Regions from separate parts of the Mus musculus genome. Here all the other regions are linked to region 1. Evidence: chromatin loops called from intact Hi-C (ENCODE). Cell type or tissue: heart. All regions are shown on one strand.

Region 1 (8,000 bases):
TAAGGAAAAAAATAGCAGAAAAGAAAAATTAAATCACATATGGTCATAAGCCTTAAGATGAGTAAGAGTAGTTTTAGCTTAAGATCAGAGTCAAAGATCACTTATTTAAAGCATCTCTACCCAGAATCTCTGTATAGTCACATTCTCATTTCAATCCAATGAAAGAATAGATTCTTAGATTATCTCATCCCAATTTTTAAAAAAAGATTTATTTATTTTATGTATGTGAGTACACTGTCACTCTCTTCAGACACACCAGAAGAGGGCTTCGGATCCCATTACAGATGGTTGTGAGTCACCATGTGGTTGCTGGGAATTGAACTCAGGTCCTCTGGAAGAGCAATCAGTGCTCTTAACCACTGAGTCATCTCTCCAGCCCCATCTCAACTTTATAATATCTAATAACCAAGAATTTTTTGTTGTTGTTTTCGAGACAGGATTTCTCTGTGTAGCCCTGGCTGTCCTGGAACTCACTTTGTAGACCAGGCTGGCCTTGAACTCAGAAATCCGCCTGCCTCTGCCTCCCAAGTGCTGGGATTAAAGGTGTGCGCCACCATGCCCTGCCTAAAGAAAAATTCATGTGGGGTGGTGGTAACACATACCTTTAATACCAAAAAGTACCAAAAATAAAATACCAAAAAAAAAATGTTTTTCTTTAAAAAGAATTCAAGGGAATAAATCCTTTTATATATACTAATTAATATTCAATCCTTCCTCCTTCCAGTTAGCTTTGTTTATTCCCAAAGTAGTATTTAGGTAAATTCTTCTTCATTGCTTGGTGTAGGTCCTACAACAATCCTTAGTTGCTCATCTTTAGTTTTATTTATGTGTATGAGTGCTTTGCTGCCACGCACATCATGGGAATGCCTAGTGTCTGTGGAGGTCAGCAGGGCATTGGACCCCTGGAACTGGAATTATGAACGGTTATGAGCTACCTCATGGTTGGAGACTAAAACCCAGGTCCTCTGCAAAAACAAAGGCTGTTACCCTCTGAACCATTTTCCCAGCCCCTAATCTTATAGATTTTAATGCTATTTTATTTTTTAAATCTCCAGCAATGTAAGATTCAGTTACCACAATCACACAATCATCTGATTTTTACAAGTCTCTACTCTACAATGAAAGCTTTTAAGTATAAAATAAGACCTGTTTACATTTTTCCTTGCAGTAAATTTTTTTGCAGACTCACCAAACTGCTCTGGAGGAAGGTTTACATTAAATTGTTTTTCTTAGGACATATTCCTTCTTAGAAAATTCCTTTCCAAGAACACTACTCTATCTAACTTCTATTAAATCAACATTTAAAAATGTTTATTTTATTTGATAGAGACAAAGTTTCTCTGTGTAGGCCAGGCTGGCCTGGAACTCAGCAATCTGTCTGCCTCTGCCTCTGGAGTGATGGGACTAAAAGTGTGGGCTGCCATGCCTGGCCATATTTTAGTAATTTTAAATATTTTCCCTTTCAATTTTCAGCTTTCTGATGATAAAAACCATCTTTTAGTCTCAAACTTTGAGTTAAGCTAATTGTAACACTAAAAAGTATTACAAGTGAAGATTTTTAAGCTTCTTAATAAATAAGTTGTAAATATTTAGCATTTTTCAAGAATTAGGTACAATAATTTTACCTGTAAAGTGTATGGAGAGCAATCACTGCCTAAACAAGAAGTATGTAACACTAAGGCAGTTGAAAGCACTGATGTGAAGATAATTCTCGCTGGCCACTCACTCAGAAAAAAGGACCACCTTGCTGTGCATATTTAAAATACTCATACGTGGTAAGTTTGTGTAAAAATAACCAGGCAGGGAAGAACGATTCTTCCAAGACCGGGTTTCTCAGTATAGCCCTGGCTGGCCTTGAACTCAGAAGTCTGCCTGACTCTGCCTCCCAAGTGCTGGGATTAAAAGCGTGTGCTACCACTGGGAAGAACAATTCACCTCTCTTCATTACCATTATTGCAACTGGCTTGAAAAGTGCCTACCTCTCCCATTTTAAAACACTTTCAGCTTGAAGTTACAGTACCTCTCTGGTGGTGGCTGTATAAGGAGAGAGGAGAGCTTATTATCTCCAAGCTCAGGGAACTAGCTTTATAGTAGAAACATACCTAGAGATGTAAACCTAATTTTCTAAATCATTTCATTTGGTTTTATATGGTAGTTTCGTGCTACATCAGCACATTTCAGAAGCCCCTGTGTTATCAAGGGGGCCGCCGTCCGCCCACACCCTTCTGCCTTGTCCCAGGAAAGCTGTAACAGTTCGACTGTGGGACGAGCGGCCTGGTGGGTGTCGCCGGGCTCTGGGCTCGGCGGTCTCCCGGGGGGGACACGAGTGCACTCCGGGCACGCACGTCACCTGCCGCCGGAAGGGCCGTGCATCTGGGCGTTCACACTCAACGGGCTGGGCAGCGGAGGCCGCGACTGAGCCCCAGGCTGGCTTGTGGGGGCTGCAGTGGGCGCGAGGGGGTGTGAGGCGGGCACGGGGCCGAGGCGTCGACCCCGGGACCCCGCTTGGTGAAAACCGCTGGGGCGCGCCGCCCGCCCGCCCGCCTTCCCGACGCAGGCCAGCAGGCCCAGGCCGCAGTTTTCCCAGCCCCGTCGCCGTTGCCAAGGCGACCGCCGCCGAAGATTCCCGCGCCGGGCTCCGCCCCCCGGCCAATCGGACCGGCGCTCGCCGGAGCCCGGATTCTCTTTGTTCCGCAGCCATTTCAGGCCCCGGACGGGAGGCAGCGCCGCTTCGGCAGAAAGGCCCGAGCGCCGGAGGCCTCTGGGATGGTGTGGGACCGGGTAGGTTGGCGTGAGGGTGCGTGGCCAGGGCGGAGGCGGGTGGGAAGCGGCCCGAGCGAGCTCCGACCGGCCGCCGCGCCGAGGGGACCGCGCTCCGCTGTCCGCCCTCTCGGACGGGGCCTGGCCGTTTGGAGCCCGCCGGCGACGGCGCGGTTCTAAGCCCAACAGCTGCGGTCCCGGGCGCCCTGCGGGTCCCGGACAGGGCAGGCGGCGCCCCAGGAGCGGGAGGTCGGTCCTGGGGGTGGCGGGAGGCTGGCGGGCCGAGCCGCTGCGATGCCCGTCAGGCCGCACGGTGCGAGGGCCCGAGGTCGCCGGTCTTTGTCCCGGAGCCTCGCACACTCCGGTTTCTGCAGCCAGCTGATCCGTCTCCCCCGAGGGCCTGCTGGCCTCGCGACCTGTGAACATAATTTTAATGTTTGTAACTACGGGTTTTGCTTAGGTTTGTGGGTTTTGCACGTCTGCCTCTGTCTGCCCACGCCACGGGGAAGGGCCGCCGAGGAACAGACCCGCCACCACAATCAAACTGGCTTTAGAAAGGCTTTCTTCCTCTTAGAAATGATCTCGCGGGGCTTAATTTTTTTTAATCACGTGGGGTTTGCAGGGATTGTTTACAGTTTCACTTTGTTACGCCAGTCGCGAATCAGCTGTTAACTGTAGAAACGAAGTCAGAGGCTGTCCACTAGTTGGGGAGATTGTATTAAGAAGCTTAGTATGTCCTGTTCGAAAAACAGTGATGGCTTCAATGAGTACGTAAGCAATGCTTTTCCCCCCTAAAGAGAAGACGCTCCTTAAATGCAAAATATTCGGTGAAATCAGTATTTGGAACTGACCTGTCTGTCTGCAATGTGCACGCTCAGACGTGTTCATCTTTAGGATACCAAAAGTACCTGCTGGGTTTTGAGTTTCCCTATCGAAACTTTCACTTAAGTGTGGTAAGAAAGTGTGCTAATGAAGTAAGTGGATGGTTTGTAGTTGGTGAGAAGTGATCCTTGTTACTGTCCTGTAACCCTCCGTCCTGGTTCTAGAGAATGGCTGGTCTATGTGGAAATTTGCAAGTGCAAAGGAAAAATACTACTTTAGAGGTGGCCGATTTATTTTAAACTCCTTGACACTTGCCGTGTGTGGGTGAATAGTGGTTTGGCAATTCAGCTTTTACTTGAGTCCGTGTACACCTACTGCACTGTGAGTGGTTCGTCTTCCCTTTCTGAAGAGGGCCTCGGCCTTCCATTAGCCATGTGCTTTTCCATCCTGCCCTGGCCAGAAATTACTGAATTCCTCCCACTGAAAGACCTATAGAAAATATTTTTGTATTTCTCCCTCCATTCCTAAAAGCCTTTTTGCCATTATATAATAGCAACAGGATAGAATTTTATCTTAAAAAAAAAAAAAGATCCTAGCTGTGCCTTTTTGCCATTATATAATAGCAACAGGATAGAATTTTATCTTAAAAAAAAAAAAGATCCTAGCTGTGACTATTTCCAGTATCAATAATTGTTATAGTCATTGTTTTATGACTATTTTTTTTTACTTATGTTAAAGTGATTGTGTGCATTCAGTTTTCTTAAATTGTGTTGAAATGTGAACATGTGCTATATTTAGAGGAATTTCTTGTGTTTGTTAGCCATATTGGCAAGCTTTTTTTTTTGAAAAGAAATCAGGTTCTAAGGAAGCCAAGTCAAGTTCCACATGAAGTAAATGTAACCAGAATAAATGAAAGAGAGGAAGGTGACAGCATGCGGACTGCCTTTGGAGGCAGAGGCAGGCAGATCTCTGAGTTCCAGGACAGCCAGGGCTCCACTGAGAAACTCTGTCTCCAAAAACAAACAAACCAGGAAAGAAAGAAAAGAATGTGGTATAAGATGCCAAAGATTTGGCCCTCCCCACCCCCCCCAAATGCTTACGTGCAGAGATTGAGAGAGCTGAACTAGAGTGTAACTGGTGATTTCAGAATCACGGAGGACAGTGCACCTTCCAAAAGGAAACTTCTCACAAGATGAGGTCCTGCTTGGCTAGTGTTAGTAAGGCTCTAGCAGGTTAGAGGAGTGTATTCACTGTTGGACAGAGGTTTGTGAGAGTGGGTGGACTGTGGTTAGTCAGGTAGAGGTTAGGAAGGGAGGTTCTCAAAGCCTTTGTGTGGTTCTGACACATCTATCCTAGGCACTGTTCTTAGAAGGACTGTAGTTGGTGTGATGAGTAGAGTATTCGCTTTCAAGCATCTTCATGCACAAATGAAACAAGAAACGAGGATGGAGATTTGTCTTCAAAAAAAAAATTTTTTTTTTTTTTGAGACAGGGTTTCTCTGTAGTCTTGGCTGTCCTGGAACTCACTCCGTAGACCAGGCTGGCCTCGAACTCAGAAACCCACCTGCCTCTGCCTCCCAAGTGCTGAGATTAAAGGTGTGCGCCACCACACCCAGCTCACATCTTATTTCTAAAAGGCAGTCAGTGGCAGTGGAACTATTTGAATTTAGTACAGAAAGGAGACAGGTGGCTCTCAGTGTGAGGGGTTTGAATCATCGGTGTCCTTCTAATGGCTTAGGTTATGATACAAGGTAGGCTTGTCCTGCATGTGGATGGGCAATCTAAGCCAGGCCCTTTGTAATTGTCAGTGTAACGTGAAACAGGTTACATCATCTCGGTTGTGTTCTGAGAACTGAGTTCACTTAGGAAGCTCTCAGAACCAGGCCCACATGGAGTCGATGCTCCACAAATCACTAATGTTCTCGTCATCATCGTTTTCAGTGTTTTTTATAACTATGAGAAATAAACTTAAAATTGCCAATTTCAGGATGGTACAGTAATTTATCTAAGCCCTTCAGTGTATTTTCTACAAATGTGTATATTTACACAGTTGAGATTTTATTGCATAAGTAATTTTCTGCTTGCATTTTCTTAAGCTAATAAGTGATATTGTTTGTTTTTTTATGAATGTGTAATGTTTGTGTGAATTTCTCTTAAAGAGTTTTTAATTGTTTTTTGTAGTTACATAATCACTACACCGAACATCTTTGTGCATGAGACAATTAGCTGCACTTTAGATGTTTCTTTGAGATGCTGGGTATCATTCACGTTTCTGAATTCATATTGTCTGGTTACTTTTGCTTAAGGCAAGTGTGATGGTTTGTGTATGCTCGGACCAGGGAGTGGCACTAGTAGAAGGTGTGCTCCTGTTGGAGTAGGTATGGCCTATTGGAGTAGGTGTGTCACCGTGGGCTTGAGCTTTGTCCTAGCTTCCTGGAAGTCAGTATCACAGAGGTGAAATCTTCTGGGCAGTGTTTTCTGTGAGCACAAAGCAGCTGTGTTCTGGATATAGCCAAGGTTATACCTCCTGCTGCTGCTGTACTTGAAGGGTCACTCAGGTGGTACTGGTTTGAAGACATGAAGAAGTCATGAAGAACAGCTGAGGCTTGGCATTGTGAGAAGCCATGGAAGGCCATTGGTGAAGGTGCAGCCTCGGTTGCAGTTAATGGCACAGGACTGAAGGATTTGAGACTTGGCACCATGAAGAGAGCCTATGAGAGGCGATTGGTAAAGCCGAGTTGCAGCAGAAGGCCTCAGAATATTGGGGATGTTCTTGGCTGATCACCAAGAACAGCTATGGCAGTGGAGTGGATCAACCTGAGCTTAGGGTGCTACAGAGGGCAGAGCTGGAGAAGTGATGCCAGCCCTTTCGAGGAACCCAGAAGATCATGTGTGGATCTCAGATATTGAAACAAGAATCTGTGAAGTTGAAGTTGACTTGGAGACCCCAAGATACTAAAGATGCCAGAGCCATGAAAGCTGCTAACAGGAGTGGAACCAGCCCAGGAGAAAGCAGTTTCAACACAGATGAAAAAGGAGTTGGAGATCTGAAGACTGCTTTGACATCAGCCTTGGAGATGCAGAGTTTGGAATTGGCTCAGCTGGTTTTCTGCCTTGCTTTGGGGATTACAGTTCAGTGATTGGATGAATCTCAGAAGAGACTTTGAAGTTTGAAATTTTAACATTGTTGAGACCACTACAGACTGGGGACTTTTGAAGTTGGACTAAATGTACTTTTATGCTATGGCTAGATATGGCCCCCATAGACTCATGTGTTTGAATAAGTCTATGGGAGCCAGGGAGTGGAATGTGATGGTTTGTATATGCTTGGCCCAGGGAGTGGCACTATTAGAGGGTGTGTCCCTGTTGGAATAGTTGTGGCCTATTGGAGTAGGTGAGTCACTGTGGGCATGGGCTTAAGACCCTCATCCTAGCTGCCTGGAAGTCAGTATTTTGTTAGCAGCCTTCAGATGAAGATACAGAACTCTGAGCTCCTCCTATACCATGTCTGCCTGGATGCTGCCTCGTTCCTGCCTTGATAATACTGAACTAAACCTCAGAACCTGTAATCCAGCCCCAATTAAATGTTTATCCTTATAAGACTTGTCTTGGTCATGGTGCCTGTTTACAGCAGTAAAACCCTAACTAAGACAGCAGGTTTATTTTTCATGGTGGTGGTTTGAGACAGGGCCCCTCTCTGTAGCCCTGGCTGTACAGGAACACTTTCAGAAGACCAGACTAGCTTCCATCTCACCGAGGTCTGCCTCTGCCTTCTGAGTGCTTGGATTAATGTTGTGGACCGCTCTGCTCTGCTCTTGGTGGTGGTTTGATCTTTATTGCTGTTACTGTCTGTGTGAGTAGTGTTAGAGATTGAGCTCATGACCTCATGCAGGCTACATGTTGAGGATGGACTAAGTTATGCGCGCTGACCTTGAACTCACTCTAGTCCAGGCAACCCTTACACTCTTCATCCTCTTGCTTTAGCTTGTGCTTACAAGCCTCTACCGTTAGGGCTGCTGTTGTTTGTTTGAAGACAGCCTCTGTTGCTCAGGGTTAGCCTCAGATCGTCCCCTTCTGCCGCCATCGTCCCTGTGCAAAGGTAATAGATGTTCACTACTATGCTAGGCTTGCTTGAGGGAATTTGGTAATGTTTATGAAATAAATAGAAGCAGCATAATGCTAATGCACCACTGTTGGGCGACAAAGGAGAAGGAGGGGGACTGAATTAGTGCTCCTTTCCATTGTAGTCAGGAGGTACCTGTAGTCATCTGTCTGCTACATATCATTTCTTATACCGAATTCTCATCATCATAGTTCTGTGTTACACATGGAAATTATTTTTCTCTGATTGATGGGAAAAGGTGGAGATGCATTTTGCACAAGGGCTAGATATGCAAGCCTGACTCTGAATCTAGGTC
Region 2 (8,000 bases), 56 kb after region 1:
CTGAATTCCTCTCACTTTGCTTTTTTGGCTATATGGCTGAGGTTTTCATCCATTTTGCCAACTTTCTCCACTGTGCTTCTGGCTTTCCTTTAGTTGGTGCCTTGATTTCTTCCCTAATTGATCTGTTTGTCTCTGTCCTTTTTGAGGACATTGATCATTTTTTGCTGTTAAACCTTGAGCTGTGGGTGGTGGTAAGATCCTGGAGAGAGAGAGAGCCTGTGACCTGGGCCCTTCACACTTCTTTGTTTCTGTGTTGCAGTTCGCGACTCTTTGGTTTGGAAACCTCTTCCTCTTTATTTAGGGGGCTTATTGGGGAGCAGCCTACTTGGGTGGCTCAGTTAATTCCCAGTTCCACTTCTTGAGGAGCAAATAAAGCGTTACAGCAGCAGCAGTTGCGGCAAACGGTGCATGAGAGGCACAGGGTCTGAGTCAGTGGGCATTCTACTCATCAGCAGAAAAGAGAAAAAGGCAGTGTAGTGCATGTGCCATGCAACTGAAAATCTAGAGTAAATGTGGAAATGGTAAGCGGGTCAGATGAAAGGAGGAGGAAGGCACACAGGGAAGACATGCTAAGGAGGTGAAAGGAAGATCAAGGAGATTATAAAGGGGAAGAGACAGCAGGCAGTTCAAAGATAAAAGGATTCTCCAATAATGAGGAAATATGTGACCAGAATAAGATGCAAGTAAGAAGGGGAATAAAGCTAACAAAAGCTTTTCAAATATAGAAGCTGGGCGTGACAGTGCTGCCTTTAATTCCAGCATTCAAAGAGGCAGGCGGGCAGATCTCGGGGTTGAAGGCCAGGGAGTAGGTCTACATAGTGACGCGTTCCACGATAGCAAGGATGTATAAAGAACCCTAATCTCAAAAAAACAAAACAAAACAAAACCCCACACAACCCAAAAACGAATAAATAAAAATTGCAAAGATGAACGCATCGCGCGGTGTTAGATGGTCAGCGTGTACTATTTCAGAGGGCCTGAGCTAAGTTCTCAGGACCCATACTGTGGCTCACAGCCACCTCTTAAGATGTGAAAACTTGAGTGAATGGTGGTGGCTCACGAATTTAATCCCAACACTCTGAGGCAGAGTCAGGTGGATCCCCCAAGTTCAAAGCCAGCCTGATTTACAGAACTAGTTCTAAGACAGTAAGGGATACTCAGAGAAAACCTGTCTCAAACGGACAAAAATATACGACACCCCAGTTTTTTTTTAAAATCACCTGTATGCGTCACTCCAAGGACCCCTTCAGTAACTTACACAAACACATACAAATACACGTGATTAAAAACAACAACAACAACACTATGAAAGGGTTGTTTGACCTCCAGAGGGGTCACAACCCAAAGGTTGAGAACTGCTGCTGCTCTGGAGGTCAGGATTCCATTTAAATAGCATGTTTCTCCCTAGCTGTCTTTCTTAGTCTATTGCTGTGGTGAAGAGAAACCAACCTCAAGGCAACTCATTAAAGCGTTTAACTTGGAGCTTGTTTACAGTTTCAGAGGCTTAGTCCTTGTCATGGCAAGAAGCATGCCAGCAGGGGCAGAAGGGCAGTAAGTCCTGATGCACAGGCAGAAAGAGTCAGACTTCCCCCCTAGTGACACACTCTCTCCAACAAGGCCACTCCCACTCCAATAGGGCCACACTCCTAATACTTCTTTCAGACAGTTCCACTTCCTGGTGACTAAGCATATTAGGCTCAGATATATCAGCCTATAGAGGCCATTCTCATTCAAACTACCAAACTAATGCATTCATTAAAATAATCTGCTTTGCCAGCCATGATGGCAGATACTTTTGATCCCAGATCTTGGGATGCAGAGGAGAGTAGATCTGTGAGCTTGAGGTCAGCTAACTGGGGCTACAGAGTAAAAAGAAAAAAGAGAAAACTTTGATTTAAAAATCTCCCCTGTCAGTGTAAACTCCATGCACACGCAGTTCCTCTGTGCCCTGGTTTAGGGACCACAGTGTCATACTGGGTTCTAGGCGCTCTTGAACAGGAACTTTTGAGTGTTTTAGCAAATCACATTCATTTAAGATATGGCTCATAAAAGGTAATGGGGAGTGATTGCTGCACTGCAAGGAGAGCCTTAGACAGTGGAGACTTTCAGGAGTGCTAACTTTACTTTTAAAGTTATTTTCTGGTACATCTCAATGCAGAAGAAAGTCGCAGTGGTGTGGAGCTGCTGATAAGAACAGAACAGCTTGTCAGTGTGGTAATGGAAACGATGAAAAGTTCTATCCACTAAACGTGTGGGTTAAAGACAGACTAAATATTATCTGGCCTACACCACACAAGCATTCCATAATGGGAATTGAAATGGAAATGGGTTCAACTGTGCTTAAGTTTGCTCTGTACTTACTAAATGTTCAGATGTTTCTAAAGAGAGCACATAGTTTCTCTTCAAAGTATTTTGTTCTACAGAAAAGAAACTGCACAGAAAAAAACCCTATATTATTTGAGTAAGTGTTATTTGTATAGCACCACGCAGGTCTTACTCAAAATTAATAAAGTCAAAGTGACTGGCTACATGCCAGCACTGTTCTGTTGTTTTTAGATGCTGTGGAGCTATGGTGCTCCACAACTGCAGTTCCCGCTTACGGGGTCATTGGTGTTGTACAGATCCTACAGACACCATAGTATCTCTAGAGATGCGCCTTTTGTTGTAACAACAGTAAGCGTATGCTGATGTGTGCCTTGGTTTCTAGGTCTCATGCTGTTGCATGTGTCAATCAGTTCATCATCAGTCGGACCCAGGCGCTCATGCTGCACATCGATTCCTTCATTGAGGTAAGACTGCCCCAGGCTTGGACTAGTGCTGATGGGATTCAAATTGGATACAATGTTACTAGGTTTTCCTAGCTGAAAATAAAAGCATTCTTTATGTGCTAGAACATTGGAAATGTGATCCAGATATGGGTTATGGAGTGAATATATGTGGTTCTGCCTCCTAGTTTGACTGTTTAGAAGTCTTCTTCAATATACCATTCAGTTTGTACATGCACGATTTTCCTAGACCATGAGTAACCTTTGAAGCAAGCAAACACAAAATACTTAGTAAGATTGGATGAAGTTGGCCTGTAACAATCCAAAGGTACATACTAAAAGAACAGCTACATAATGTTGACCTGACTGTTAACTGCATTACATGGTAGTCTTAAATGGCCTCAGTATACAGGCCAGACCATTTAGGAATAACTTTCTGTTTTTCTATTGATTTACATTATAAATATAGAGGACTCAAGAAAACTATTAGCTCTTAAATACTAAATAATGTCTTAGTGGCATAACTGCAGAAGAATAAGGTCATGCTCATGGGGGCTCACAGACTAAACCACCAACCAGAGAGCATTCAGGGGCTGGACCTAGGCCCTTACATACTGGTAGCAGATGTTCAGGTTGGTCTTTATGTGGGTCCCCTAACAATTGGAAGTGGAGTGGCTGTCTCTGACTCTGTTGCCAGCCATTGGATCCCCTTCCCCTAGTTGGACTGAGTCAGGCCTCAGTGGGAGAAGATCATGCTGCCACTTTGATGTCCCTGGGGGCAGGCGGGTACCCAAGGAGGGGATTCCCTTTCTCTGAGGAGAAGGGGAGTGGGTAATGGTGGAGGGATTTGTGAGGGCAGGATGGGGGGGGGGTGCTGCTGCTACGGGGATGAATAATATGATAGATTAGTGAAAGAGACTAAGATCTGGCCATGGGGGCTGGAGAGATGCTCAGTGGTTAAGAGCACTGCCTGCTCTTCCAGAGGTTCTGAGTTCAATCCCAGCAACCACGTGGCGGCTCACAACCATCTGTAATGAGATCTGACGCCCTCTTCTGGTGTGTCTGAAGACAGCTACAGTATACTTATTTATAATAATAAATAGATCCTTGGGCCAGAGCAAGCAGGGTTGACTGGAGCAAGCAGAGCCAACCAGAGTGAGCAGAAGTCCTAAATAAAATCCCCAACAATCACATGAAGGATCTCAACCATCTGCACAGCTACAGTGCACTCACATGCATAAAATAAATAAATAAATCTATTTTAAAAAATAATAATCTGGCCACAGTCCATAAGCAGAGCAGTTTCTTTTCAGAACCTCTTCCTGATTGCAGCAAGCAGAAAAGCTGAAATTCTAAGAAGGGATGGAGTCATTTTAATTTTCTCAACAGCTTCTTTCTGAATTCTCTCTGTGGACCAGGCTGGCCTCTTACTTCCCGGATCTGCCTGCCTCCACCTGTCCACCCCGCCCCACCCAGCCCAGCGTGTTTAAGGATTTGTAAGAAGTGGTGTGTGCATGAGTCCTGGGACAGTTGTCAGTTCACTCCTGCCTTGCTGAGACTGAATTTCCTGTTTCTGCTACTGTGCTATAGACTGCAGACTGTCAGGCCTCCCTCCGGGCTTCCTGGCCGCCTTCTCTGTCTACAGCCCAGCTCACTGTAGGTGTTGCTGGCATTGCAAACGAGTGTCACTACATCAGGTTGTTTTGTTTTGTTTTCCCCTTTTGAAAAAACAAAACAACAGCTGAATGCTAGGGGCAAATCTCAGGTTGTTAGACTTTGGACACAGCGTACATGCTCACTCTGAGCGGACTCTCTCTCGCTTTAGTGTCTATCTTAGAGTGGCCTTGAACTCTTGATCTCTCAGGACAACCAGAGGGCACCAGCTTCTGTGCCCATCCTAAAGGTGGCTTGGTCTTAGTAAAAACTTGTTATAGTCAAAAATTATCAGTGTGGACCTAAGATTCCATGCAGGCTAGTTTCAATTCCTTTACCAGCTGGCACATTTTTAACCCCTGCTAATTATTAATCTATGAAATGAATAATATTAGTATCTTGGGCTGTGACAATTGGATATACTATTCTGTGTAATGCTCCCACTTATTAACCTTCTAGAGGAGTTTATAAGCATTAGCACAGGAGTGGTGACTGTTCACTTTCCTCTCTACTAGTAGGTAGGTAGTTGACTTGGTGAATAGCAACGATCTAGGCTTGGGTTGTTCTCCGGCTCCCTCTGCTGCTCCAATAGGGAAGTGAGCACTTACACCCAGAGGATGATGCAGTGCCATTAGTTTGTTAATTAGCTTGTGGGTGGGTCTTTGAAACAGGATCTAGCTTAGGCTGTCCAGGAACTTCTGCCTCAGCTTTCAGACAGCTAGGACTGCACATACAGCAATCCAAAAAAAAAAATTTTTTTTTTAAATTACATACAGCTGAGCAGCTGGGAAGATGGCTCAGTCTGTAATATGACTTTAGCTCAGATTGATTTCTAGCACTCAACATAAACAGCCAAGCATGGCATTGTGTGCCTATAACGCCAGCACTGGGGTGGGGTAAAGGAGGAGAGATCCCTTCAGCTTGATAACCAACAAATGTCAAGAAGAATTGTGAGGCTTCAGGTTTAGTGAGTGAGCTCACCTAATTAAAATGGTGGTGGTGGTGGTGGTGGTGGTGGTATAGCAGTATAATAGACTGGCTGTGGGATACCTCTGGTCTCCACGTGCACACACTCCTCTCACACACATGTACTTACTTACCTGCATCACTTACATGCCTATACCCTGCACACAAAGCCTGGCTGTCATTAAGAGTGGTGTTTTAGGCCTGGAGAGATGGCTTAATGAGGAAGTACCACTCATCTAGAGAACCTGAGTTCATTCCCAGCACCCACATCAGATGACGCATAACCAACTCCAACTCCAAGGACTGACTTGGCCTCTGTGGGCACTCGTACTTTGTGCAACCCCCAGATGTGTATGTGCACAAAGGAGTTCCAGATTAGCCACAGTGCACAAAGAGACTTTTTCCCACAAAATCAAAAAGGAGAAAATAGAAATTATGGTCTAACTAGGAGGGAACCTGTGTTTCGTGTACAACAGAACCTCTTTGCACTGGCTGGCGACGAGGAAGCAGAGGTGCGGAAGAACGTGTGCCGGGCGCTTGTGATGTTGCTTGAAGTCCGGATGGATCGCCTGCTTCCTCATATGCACAACATAGTCGAGGTAACCAAAGCATCCCCTTTGAGGGAAGACACATGAAATAGATATGGCTGTTTTTAAATTGTAAATCCTCTTGGTCAGTTTTGTTTTTGTTTTGTTTTGTTTTGTGAGATTTAAGTTATTATTAGAGGGGTTTTTTTTTTGTTTTGGTTTGTTTTTTGTTTGTTTTTTTTTTTGGTTTTTTTTTTTTTGGTTTTTCAACACAGGGTTTCTCTTTGTAGCCCTGGCTGTTCTGGAACTCACTCTGTAGACCAGAGTGGCCTCAAACTCAGAAATCCGCCTGCCTCTGCCTCCCAAGTGCTGGAATTAAAGGCGTGCGCCACCACTGCCCGGTGGAGGAATTATTTAAACATAGAGACTAGGTTTTGCTCATCATGACTAGGAAATTCTCATTAAAAATAGTATGCCGAGTTATAGGTATTTGGGGGATATTGGGTGATGTATTCTTGGATTGTTATAAAATAAAATTAAAAATTGAATCTGTCAGTTTGTAGTTTCATTATCAATATGATTCGCCTAATTTTGTGACTTAGCAGAAGGTTGAGGTTTCTAAGAAGGACATTGGCAAGGTGGTGGGGGAGCAGGGCATCCTGCATCCCAGCACTAGAAAGGCAGAGGCAGGCCAGCCCGGTGTATAGAGCGAGGTCCAGGGCTGCAGGGACTGCACAGAGAGACCCTAGCTTGGTTCAACAACCCAAGTAGATGTTAAAGGTTTTTCCATTCTTGTGTAGTTGAAGTCAGGTCACTAGGAAACATATCAGTTGCACTTGTTTAAGTGAAGACTCTAGAAGATAGAGAAGGGAAGCAGTTATTTAGGCTCCATGTAGTACCACTAGAGTCAAGCTCTACCATCTGATTTCATAGTGCAGAATAGAGTCCTACTTGTTTATTATATGGCTTTCCAAGTGCTTTAAGCAGTGTATTATTAGCCTCACTTGTGTGCTGTGTGATGAGAGTGGGTCTCTTAGAAATGGAGTTACAGCATGGTAGACTCTGCAGAACCCGGGGTGTTCGGTGGTTAGCAGTTGAGGGCTCCATCCCCAGCGTTCAGTCTCACAGCTGCTTGTTTGAAGCTAATTAGAAACTTTAACATTTTATCACTTGGTGTAGGCCACGCCTAGGCATCCTGATTTTATAATATATGTAACACTTTATGAGCAGTACACACATAGTATTTGACAAGTAGTAGAGCGGGCCTGTGACTGTTTCCATACTTGCCATGCAGTGTGTTTCAGTCCAAAAGAGAGAGTGTACTAAAAATACATCAATTGACTTTGATTCTAGTCCCAGAGATAATGGGAAATTTCGGAAGTGAATTCAGCTTGGTATATTCAGACGTCATGATAAAACACCTTGTTGAAACTACAAATTGTACTTAAGAAATGTTAGAACTAGGAGTAGTGGTGCATACCTGTAGCTCCAGCACTTTGGAGACAGAAGGAGGATCTTAAGTGTGAAACCAGATGGGTTACATGGTGAACTCTGGCCAACCTGGGATTCATGCCGAGACCCTGTCTGCAGAAGACAAAAACAGAAGGGGGGGGTGGGGTAGGTGGGTGGAATCGGATGCCTTTCCAAATTAAACTGATTTACTTATATATCACTTTAAAATACAGAAAAAAAGTCTGTCTACAAGATACAACTTGTTATTTATAAATTATTTTAAGGAAGATATGTGGAGTTATTTTTTATTTTCTCTGATTAACATTGACATGTCAGAAAATACAGCAGTTTGTTTTTATACCCCTGCACAAAAGTAGATCAATGATGCATACAATAAAACTTCATTGTTAAGCAGTAGCTCTTACATTTTAACCTTGTTGTAGAGGCAGATAGGGAGCTTTAAAAGAGAGAGAAAGCAGCACAGGTTGGAAGTCATGGTTTTCAGTATAAGGTGGCAGGACTACGTTATTATTCACTGTCCAGATGAAGCTGATGAACAGTATGGATTCTCTTCACAGTACATGCTGCAGAGAACCCAAGACCAAGATGAGAATGTAGCTCTGGAGGCCTGTGAATT
Region 3 (8,000 bases), 130 kb before region 1:
GGGAGAGAGCCCTTCCCCCACCCCACCCTCCCTTCCAGGCCATCAGCATGTGTCAGGTTGTGCAGCCAGCACCTTTTAGAGCTGGAGGGAAACCTAGAGGTTTGAAGAACTGTTTGGTGCTCTGAGATCTCAGGTCTGACTCTGATGTTCCTCAGGGCATCACTGAACATGTGATCTTTAGTTCCTGGAACCCTTCATCTAACGAACTTTCTAAATAATCCCTCATCTACTGATAGAACAAACATCTTAGTCAATAAATAGGTAGGTTTATAAGACAGAAACAAATATCATTTCAAAACTTTTGATCCAAATTTCCCAACACATTTTTTAGCACTTCAAGATTTTAGTCTAAACATGGTCATATACTTTTCCATAGGCACATAACATATAATTCTAGAAGCTAAGCCAAGTCCAGCATACAACCAGGGAGCCAAGCCTGTGTCCTCATAACTTCCAGGCTAATGGGAAATGACATTCAGATCAATAACACTGCTAAGAATCTCTGCAGTCTCAATGTTTAAGAGCTCATTTTCAAAACATAGGTATAAGCAATAACCCACAGTGCCCTTCCACTGAAGGTTCAGAAGTGATTGTTGGCTGTGGTGGTTTGAATATGTGTGGTCCCCATAGACTCATATGTTTGAATGCTTGGCCAATGGAGAGTGGTACTATTAGGAGGCATGGCCTTGTTGGGGAGTAGGTGTGGCCAAGTTCCAGGACAGACAGGGCTACACAAAGAAACCCTGACTCAGAAAATAAAAATAAAAAACAAACAAACAAACAAACAAAAAGAATTGCTGTGGTCATGGTGTCTCTTCACAGCAATAAAACCTTAACTAAGACAAGAATATACAAAGTGTTCATGTGTTTTTGGAAATACATGTTCATTTCATCTACAGCCTGAACCTTCTTTAAAAAAATATTTTTAATATAGCATTCTCTGTAAGCTGGAATACATACTAAAGGAAGTCTTTACCCAACCTGTGAGTTAAGACCATCAGAAAACCCGATGTCAGGATATTCCTTTGCACACAACTACCTAAGAAGTTGCAACCACCAGAAAACAAAAAACAAACAATAAACAACAAACCACCCTGCCTCTCAGGGCCCTAACACTTATATTCCCACTGAAGAGTTCCCATAATTCCAACTGTCGCACAATCACAGAAACTATCTGCCACTGGCAAAATTATGCCCCTGCTAGAGCACAAGGCAAATCATAACCAGCTGCTGTAGACAATCTGAAGCAGCCCCATATACCATACCTTGGATTAAAATGGAAACATACTCTTATAATATTTTTATGTTTTTCTTAAAGAAACCAAAATTCTCACTACAAGCAAATTCTCTCCAACTGCATCTTCCTTTCCTATCTTAAATTTAGAGTCATGCCCATGCCTGAGCCTCTGTACAGATCCATTGAGTCAATCTTCAGATTGTAGCATCCAGTTATCCAAGGTTAACTGCGTAATATTAAATACTATAATATTCAATGCAATTGAGTAGTATCTATTAAATAAGCAATCTATTCCGAGTATACTTCTAGGCCTGTTATGGGGGCCAGCAACTACCTTCCAATACTAAGCTAAGACTTAGCCATGAGTTTAAAAACAAACAAACAAACAAACAAACAAACAGTTACTAGACAGCTTTTAGGTATATCTATCTTCTCATAGAACTGCTATGTAATTCTATTGCTTGGTTTCTTAGCCCTTCTGATTTTGTGATATATAGAATTCCTATTTGGTTTATATTTTGCTCTATTTTCTAAACCTGGTATTTTCTGAAGGGTGATTTGCAAGCTGTCTACATCAGAGCCAGCTGGTATAATTCTTTAAGAAAAGGAAGATTCCTAGACCCACTAAAGACAGGGAAGCTCTGCCTAGAGGGAATGGCATCTGGGAGTCATATCTTTATCAAATACCTAGAGTATCGGGTCAGCAGCAAAAGGTGTTAGGACTTGGTTACATTACACTGATTGTATGATACTCATTAGGACACCACAGCTCTCGACACATATGACAGTTTACTGAACACATTGCCTTTGTGAAACATACACAACATGGGCTTACATTCTGTTCTAGTTTATTTTCTGTTGTTATGATGAGATGTCCGGACAAAAAAACAGCCTAAGGGAGAAGAAAATCATAGTGGCAAGAGCTTGAAGCAGTTGCTCAAGAACAAAGAAAAAATACACTCATCCCTATTGCTCATTCACTGCTTAGTACTCAGACAGTTTTCTCTACTCATGTAATTCAAGGCCCAGCCAAGGGAATGATGCCACCCACAGTGGGCTTGGTCTTCCTACATCAATTAATAAGGTTAACACACACACACATACACACACAGAGAGAGAGAGAGAGAGAGAGAGAGAGAGAGAGAGAGAGAGAGAGAGAGAGATGTACACACACCAGCACACCTCCAATTTAAACTCTTTACTTGAGAAAACAGTTTAGTATGTGTTTTTGTTTGGCTTTCAGTCCCCCTTCCTTTTAATGATCTCAACTGAATCATAGAGAATTTGAGGTCAGGATCAATGGGCCCTGCTAAACTTCTTTATGATAGGTTTAACGCAGAGAAGCCTGTCTCTTCTAGATAAGCAAAGCATCTAGCTAGGTATTGGTTTAACCAGGTGCAAATTTTTAAAAAAATACAGCTTTTAAATGTAACAATTAGAGCTATTACAAATTACATTGTTAAGTATATTAGTTTTTTGCTTTTGAAATGTTTAGTGTCTTGAATTGATTTATAATTCTGTATTTATTTGCTGGATTTGCTAAATCAAGTAGTGATATTTTTCAAAGTGCAACCTACAGACTGTCTATTAGAACCAGCTGGTGGGTTCTTTGAGAAAAATGAAGATCCCACCAAATGTCATGGTACACACTTGTAATCCCAGCACTCAAGTGGACACCACAGAAGATTGTTAATTTAAGCCCAAACTAAACTATATAGCAAGACCTTGTCTTGGAAAACCAAACCTCAAACAGAAAAAGAAGGACAGGGCAGGGGGAGGGGTAGCCCTACTGGATCTCATAAACCAATCATTATGTTTGTGTGGGAGGATAACAGACCTTAGGAGCTTAATTTAAACATTTATTATTTTAATTTATTTGCATGATTTCTTTTTTGCCTTGGTGCATATCTTTTGCTTTGTGTGTGTGTCTGGTGCCCATAGAGTCCAGAAGACAGTGGTAGATCCACTGTCACTGGGTTGATATTGGTTATGAGTCACCATGTGAGTGCTAGTAACTGAACCCAAGTCCTCTTGCAAGAACAGCAAATGCTCTTAACCACTGAGCCATCTCTCCAGACCCCTAGAAACCCAACACGACAACATCTAACCCAAACTACCAAACTCAGAGCTTAGCTGTGGTCCCTGAATTCTTAGAAAAGGAGTCTAGTGCCTATTTCATAACCATTGTGATTGATGAGCCAATGTGTATAAAACTGCTTACTGTCTCATACAAAGGTTCCATTCCATGTACAAAGCAGCCACTTCTTACATTAGCTCTTAAGTGACTTGTTTTTGAAAAATTCAGAATTTAGTTATGATGTTTTCTGGCAGAGAGGGTTCACTGCAGTCAGTCAGAAAAGGGGGTGCAGGTACACACATGCAAGTGTTCACATGTTCTCAATGTCATGAGGCAAGTTTCCCTCTCCACTTGTAGGTTGAGACCACCTTTTGGACATGGCATGTCAGATATCCTGCATATCATATATTTACATTACAGTTCATAACAGTAGCAAAACTACAGTTATGAAGTAGCAACAAAATTTATGGTTGGGGGTCACCACGACATGAGGAACTGCATTAAAGGGTTGCAGTATTAGGAAGGCTGATTTGGATGGAGAATTTTCCTTCCTCCTCTGGTGGTGTGATGATTGCTAAGCTAGTGGGAAAGATTGGCACAGAGCAGCGATGATGTCGTCACTCTGGGTGGTTTGAACAGAGGCTGGCTTCCCCAGACTGTGACCAGCCATCCCCAGCTGTCTATGCAGTCAGATGTTCCTGTGCCTAGAAATTCCTGGGAAATTTGTGTTTTCTGAACAGAGTCTCATGTTTGCTTTACTTACCCATGAGACTCGTCATCAAGATCTCCTGCTATGCCGTGTGCACGTCCAAACGCATAGCTCTTGTCCAGCAGGTTCACTCTCGTGCGTGCCCCTGGCTAGCTTACAAGCACTGGAGACAAACAGCACCTGGCTTGGGATACAATGACCTCATTCTCCTGGACAGAGAAAAGACCTGGTCTGCCAAGTACCCAATCTGACTTTTAAAATGTCATGGTTCTTGTCTTCAACGCAACCATGAAAGCTTGATCTACTCCAGAGCTCACATGGTACTCTGGAATATTCCAAAGCAATGGGAAATATGAATAATTTCACAAAGCCATCCTTCCTAGAAAAGGTCGTCCATCAACTGCACCACAGACAACAGTTGTGGCACTGTGCACCGTGCATTTTGCAAATACTTCTGCGTGTTATTTCCTTTGGTTCTCACAGTGAGTCAGAGAAGTGGTATCCCGTATCATAGAAGGCACTGGGGCACATAAGGAGGTTGAAGCTCATCATGGTCAGAAGAGCAATTTACCCAGTATGTCTGTCAGACTCCAGAGACTTTCTTTCAACCACATCAATGGACCAGGGTACTTTTGTGATAATAAAATAATGTTACATTGACATTTACTCAGCACTAGCTGTATAGTAAACAAGTTGGAGACATTTTACAGGTAGTATTTCACTCAACCGGGTATCCAGCATGCTATGATTTGGCAGGTTGAAATAGGGTTAAGGAATTTGCCCAAGGGTCATAGGTAGGAACTGAAAGACTCACATCCCAAGCCACCTCGGGGGTTGCTGTGTCCTAAGAGCTTTAAGTCCGAAGTAAGAGTTGGAACTTTCTAGAATGCTGGAGTTCAAGGTGAGTGGGGGAGCTGGGGTGAGGGAAGGGGAGGAATTCTGCAGCCACGCCACAGAGCAAAGCCAGTTTCTTGCAGCATTCCCTACTGCGTACACTGGAGGAGCAGGGCTCCAACCCTGAAGGACCCTGTGAGGCTGAGGCTGGAAGGGGTACAAGGTTAACCGCACCAAGGACCAGAACAATCAGCAAAGGGTCAAATGTACAGCCAGATAGACACAACAAAGACTACGTGACACAGAGCAGATCCAGGTCAAGGGAGACGACAGGCTCCAAAGCAAGAGGACTTCACTGAGGCTGGCAGTAACTGTGGGGAGAGAGCCACGGGCTGGATCTTGAGACTTTGGTGTGTAGAATGAGACACCATAAGCAATGTGGAAACAAGATGGTAGGAAGGCCTGTGGGATGGTAGGGGAAGCACAAGTCCTCCCATAGCCCTCCTCAGACTCCGGATCTAAGTTAGCCAATCATGATGGCCTGATTTCTGAGCTCTTCCCCCTAGGGATAGGGAAGTCAGTGGTCTCCAGCACAGGGCTAACCTTTTGCCTTTAGCTCCCCCTGCTTTGACAAAGCGCAGCCAGCCACTGAGTGCACTGAAGGCTTCTGTCGCAAGAGTGCCTTGACTCTGCTTATTGCCTTCAATAAAACATGTCTCACTCTGTTCTCTCTCCCGGTCCATCTCCCTGGACACCCACACAATCATCCATATGTAAACAAAGAGGCTTCGAAGCCACCAGGAGTCCTGCAAGGCGGAGGAGATGAGAATGAGCTGCAGCCTCCCTGCGGCGAACTAGAGACTGGAAATCTTTCATAATCTCCACTTGGTTTTGTGACCGTGAAAGGCACAAGTGTTCACCGTGGAAAAATACATGAACACGTCCAGAAAACAACTATTATCCAGCAGAGATAAGCAAATATGACATCTAGTTGAGCGTGCCTTGATGTGCGGCGTTACATCCCATGCTGCTTTCTTGCCTGGTGTTTCCCCTTGGCACAGACTGCATGCGTATTCACTATGAGCATCTTTAGTGACTGTATACCAGCCCGTCAGAGTTTCCTTCTTGCCTCAGAGTAGAATGCCTATTTAACACTCTGCTTCCTCTGTTTCTTCCATATGCCTTTGGAAATTCAAGATGTTGGTTCTGAGACCCAAACGGCTCTGCTAACTTAAGTTTGAGAAAAAGTAAATCTGGGTTTGGCTTGAGCTTGGCCACTCATTCCCCAAGCAGCTGTGGCTGATCACTTTTCCCTGTGTGTCATGTCCCACATTCACCATGTTACACTGTCCAGTTTAAAGCAGATCAATATGGCAACGGAGAAAGTCCCACCTACTAAGCCGAGGCCCCAAACTCCCGAGCCCAGCCCAGTGTGGGAAGAACTGGTCATTCCTTTTGAATGACAGTGAATGACAGGCACCCCCCCCCCCCACCTCGTGACAGCCATTGTGCAAAGCACAATACTTGCTTTTTTTTTTTAAGCTGACTTCTCCCAATATCCCAATATAGTAAGAATTATTATAATTTTCATGTGGTGAGAGAAAAAGTTAAGTGTCAGGGAGATTGCAGCCTGCCTACACACACACATATACACACACACACCACTAAGGAAAGCTCTCTTCCCCATAAGACTGGGCTCTGGAGCCATACCAGCAAGAGAGCACTTGGCCCGCTGCCTTTCAACACTAATCAAGTTGTCCATTTCAGAAGCCAGCGGCAGTGTGTCCGTGAGGGAAATCTGTTCAGTATTCAAATCAAGGCAAGGAAGGAAAGCAGATGTGAGACATGTGGAAGAAAACTCTCTGTGGAAGGAGGAAGTCAGGATCCCATCTGGAAAGGAAACCGAGGTCTCCAGCTCAGCCAGACCTGGTCCTTGCTCTCCTGCTTGAGTAATTTAATCATAAAAACACCTGGCTCTGAGCACCCCAGCACACCCAGCGAGATGGTATTTTGAGTCTTGGTAACCGACACACAGATCTATTCAGATCTATTTTTGTGGCTGTAGACACATCCTTCTACATCCCCTCCCCATGCAGTCTCTGCTGTGGGTCCCTCCCTCCCACCCCCACACAACTGAGAGCTCACGCAGAAGCCTCAGAATAGAGACCCATCCCTTCCCTCCCTCCCTCCCTCGGGATGACTCACAGGCTACACAGAGCGAGGAGAGACAGGAGGGCTGATCTCCAGCTACTCTCTCACCTTCCCAGTCTCACAGAGGCAGAGTCAAGAGCCTGCAGCTCAGCTCCGTCAGGTCCACGACTATCTCTTTCACATCCAAGAGATGCTCAAGCATTTGGGAGGAGGAAGATGTTGGGGACAAGATGGTGAGCGATGTGAGCCTGTCAGGACAATGTTTTCTAGTTCAACTGGCTAGTGGGCACTTGAAGAATGGTTAGCCCAATTCAGAAGTGTTATATTTTTAAATACCTTTCAACTTTCAAATATTTTGTATAGAAATATAGCACATTTATAGGTTATATACACATATATGTATACACATATACTATACATATATACACATGCATATGCAGTAATATTTTTAATTGTCAAAATTATAGTATTTGGGGCATATGGTATCAAATAAAATATATTAAAATCAAGTTTACCTGTTTCTTCTCACTTTCATAATCTGAATACCAGAAAAATACTCAGCTGCACATAAGACCTGCGTTAAACATCTATTTCTGTGCTGAAGCTGTCAGATTTTGTGAACCTGAGTATCGAAGCCGGGCATGGGTCTCCTGCTTCTCTTTCTACAGCTGGAGGCCACTCAGCTCCATCAGCTCCTGTTTCAGCAGGTCAGTCATTAGGGATTCAGATATGTTCAAAATAACCATCGCAGCATGCGACACTTCTAGAGTACTGTCTTTCTCACGTTTCTTTAAAGTCTAGCCTCCGACCCCTCTATCCTTTGCTGAGATGCCTCAAAGGGGAGATCTACTGCCTCCACTTTCAAAGATTCACTGTCCCTCCAGAGGACCTGTCCCTCCCAGGTGTCACACCCTGCCTCCCTTGCCCCTCTCACATCCTAAGTCAGAAAAGAGAGATGTGCAGAAAGACTCCATCCCCAAGAGACCTGAGGG

What was found. A loop is a pair of places that touch in the nucleus more often than their neighbours do. Peaks named below come from ENCODE experiments on the same cell type or tissue, not always from the same donor. Only the 100,000 strongest peaks of a DNase experiment are listed, where the experiment ranks them.
Region 2: a loop joins it to region 1, with 2.1 times the contacts of the local background. A loop is called at or near these places in 6 of 42 quality-filtered maps.
Region 3: a loop joins it to region 1, with 3.0 times the contacts of the local background. A loop is called at or near these places in 4 of 42 quality-filtered maps.

The regions. Positions count from the first base shown.
Region 1 is chr13:98,921,032-98,929,031 of GRCm38, reverse strand. It overlaps Tnpo1 (transportin 1), which reads left to right and starts at 2,648. Exons shown (of 24, transcript NM_178716.3): 1 at 2,648-2,781. The coding sequence starts at 2,767. It overlaps Gm52051, which reads right to left and starts at 4,620. Exons shown (of 2, transcript XR_003950643.1): 1 at 1,626-4,620. In heart, a CTCF peak has its summit at 3,469; DNase peaks (open chromatin) are centred at 2,361, 2,631 and 3,241; H3K4me3 peaks cover 2,498 bases; H3K27ac peaks cover 2,440 bases.
Region 2 is chr13:98,865,029-98,873,028 of GRCm38, reverse strand. Tnpo1 (transportin 1) reads left to right here. Exons shown (of 24, transcript NM_178716.3): 7 at 2,708-2,789; 8 at 5,861-5,983; 9 at 7,942-8,000. Among named protein-coding and RNA genes, the nearest start is that of Gm34995, 53 kb to the right of the region's middle. In heart, CTCF peaks have their summits at 3,809 (motif pointing left) and 4,999 (motif pointing left); a DNase peak (open chromatin) is centred at 5,018.
Region 3 is chr13:99,054,815-99,062,814 of GRCm38, reverse strand. No RefSeq gene overlaps it. Among named protein-coding and RNA genes, the nearest start is that of Gm35493, 14 kb to the left of the region's middle. In heart, no CTCF peak of the experiment used is centred here; DNase peaks (open chromatin) are centred at 4,014, 5,674, 6,194 and 6,754; H3K27me3 peaks cover 18 bases.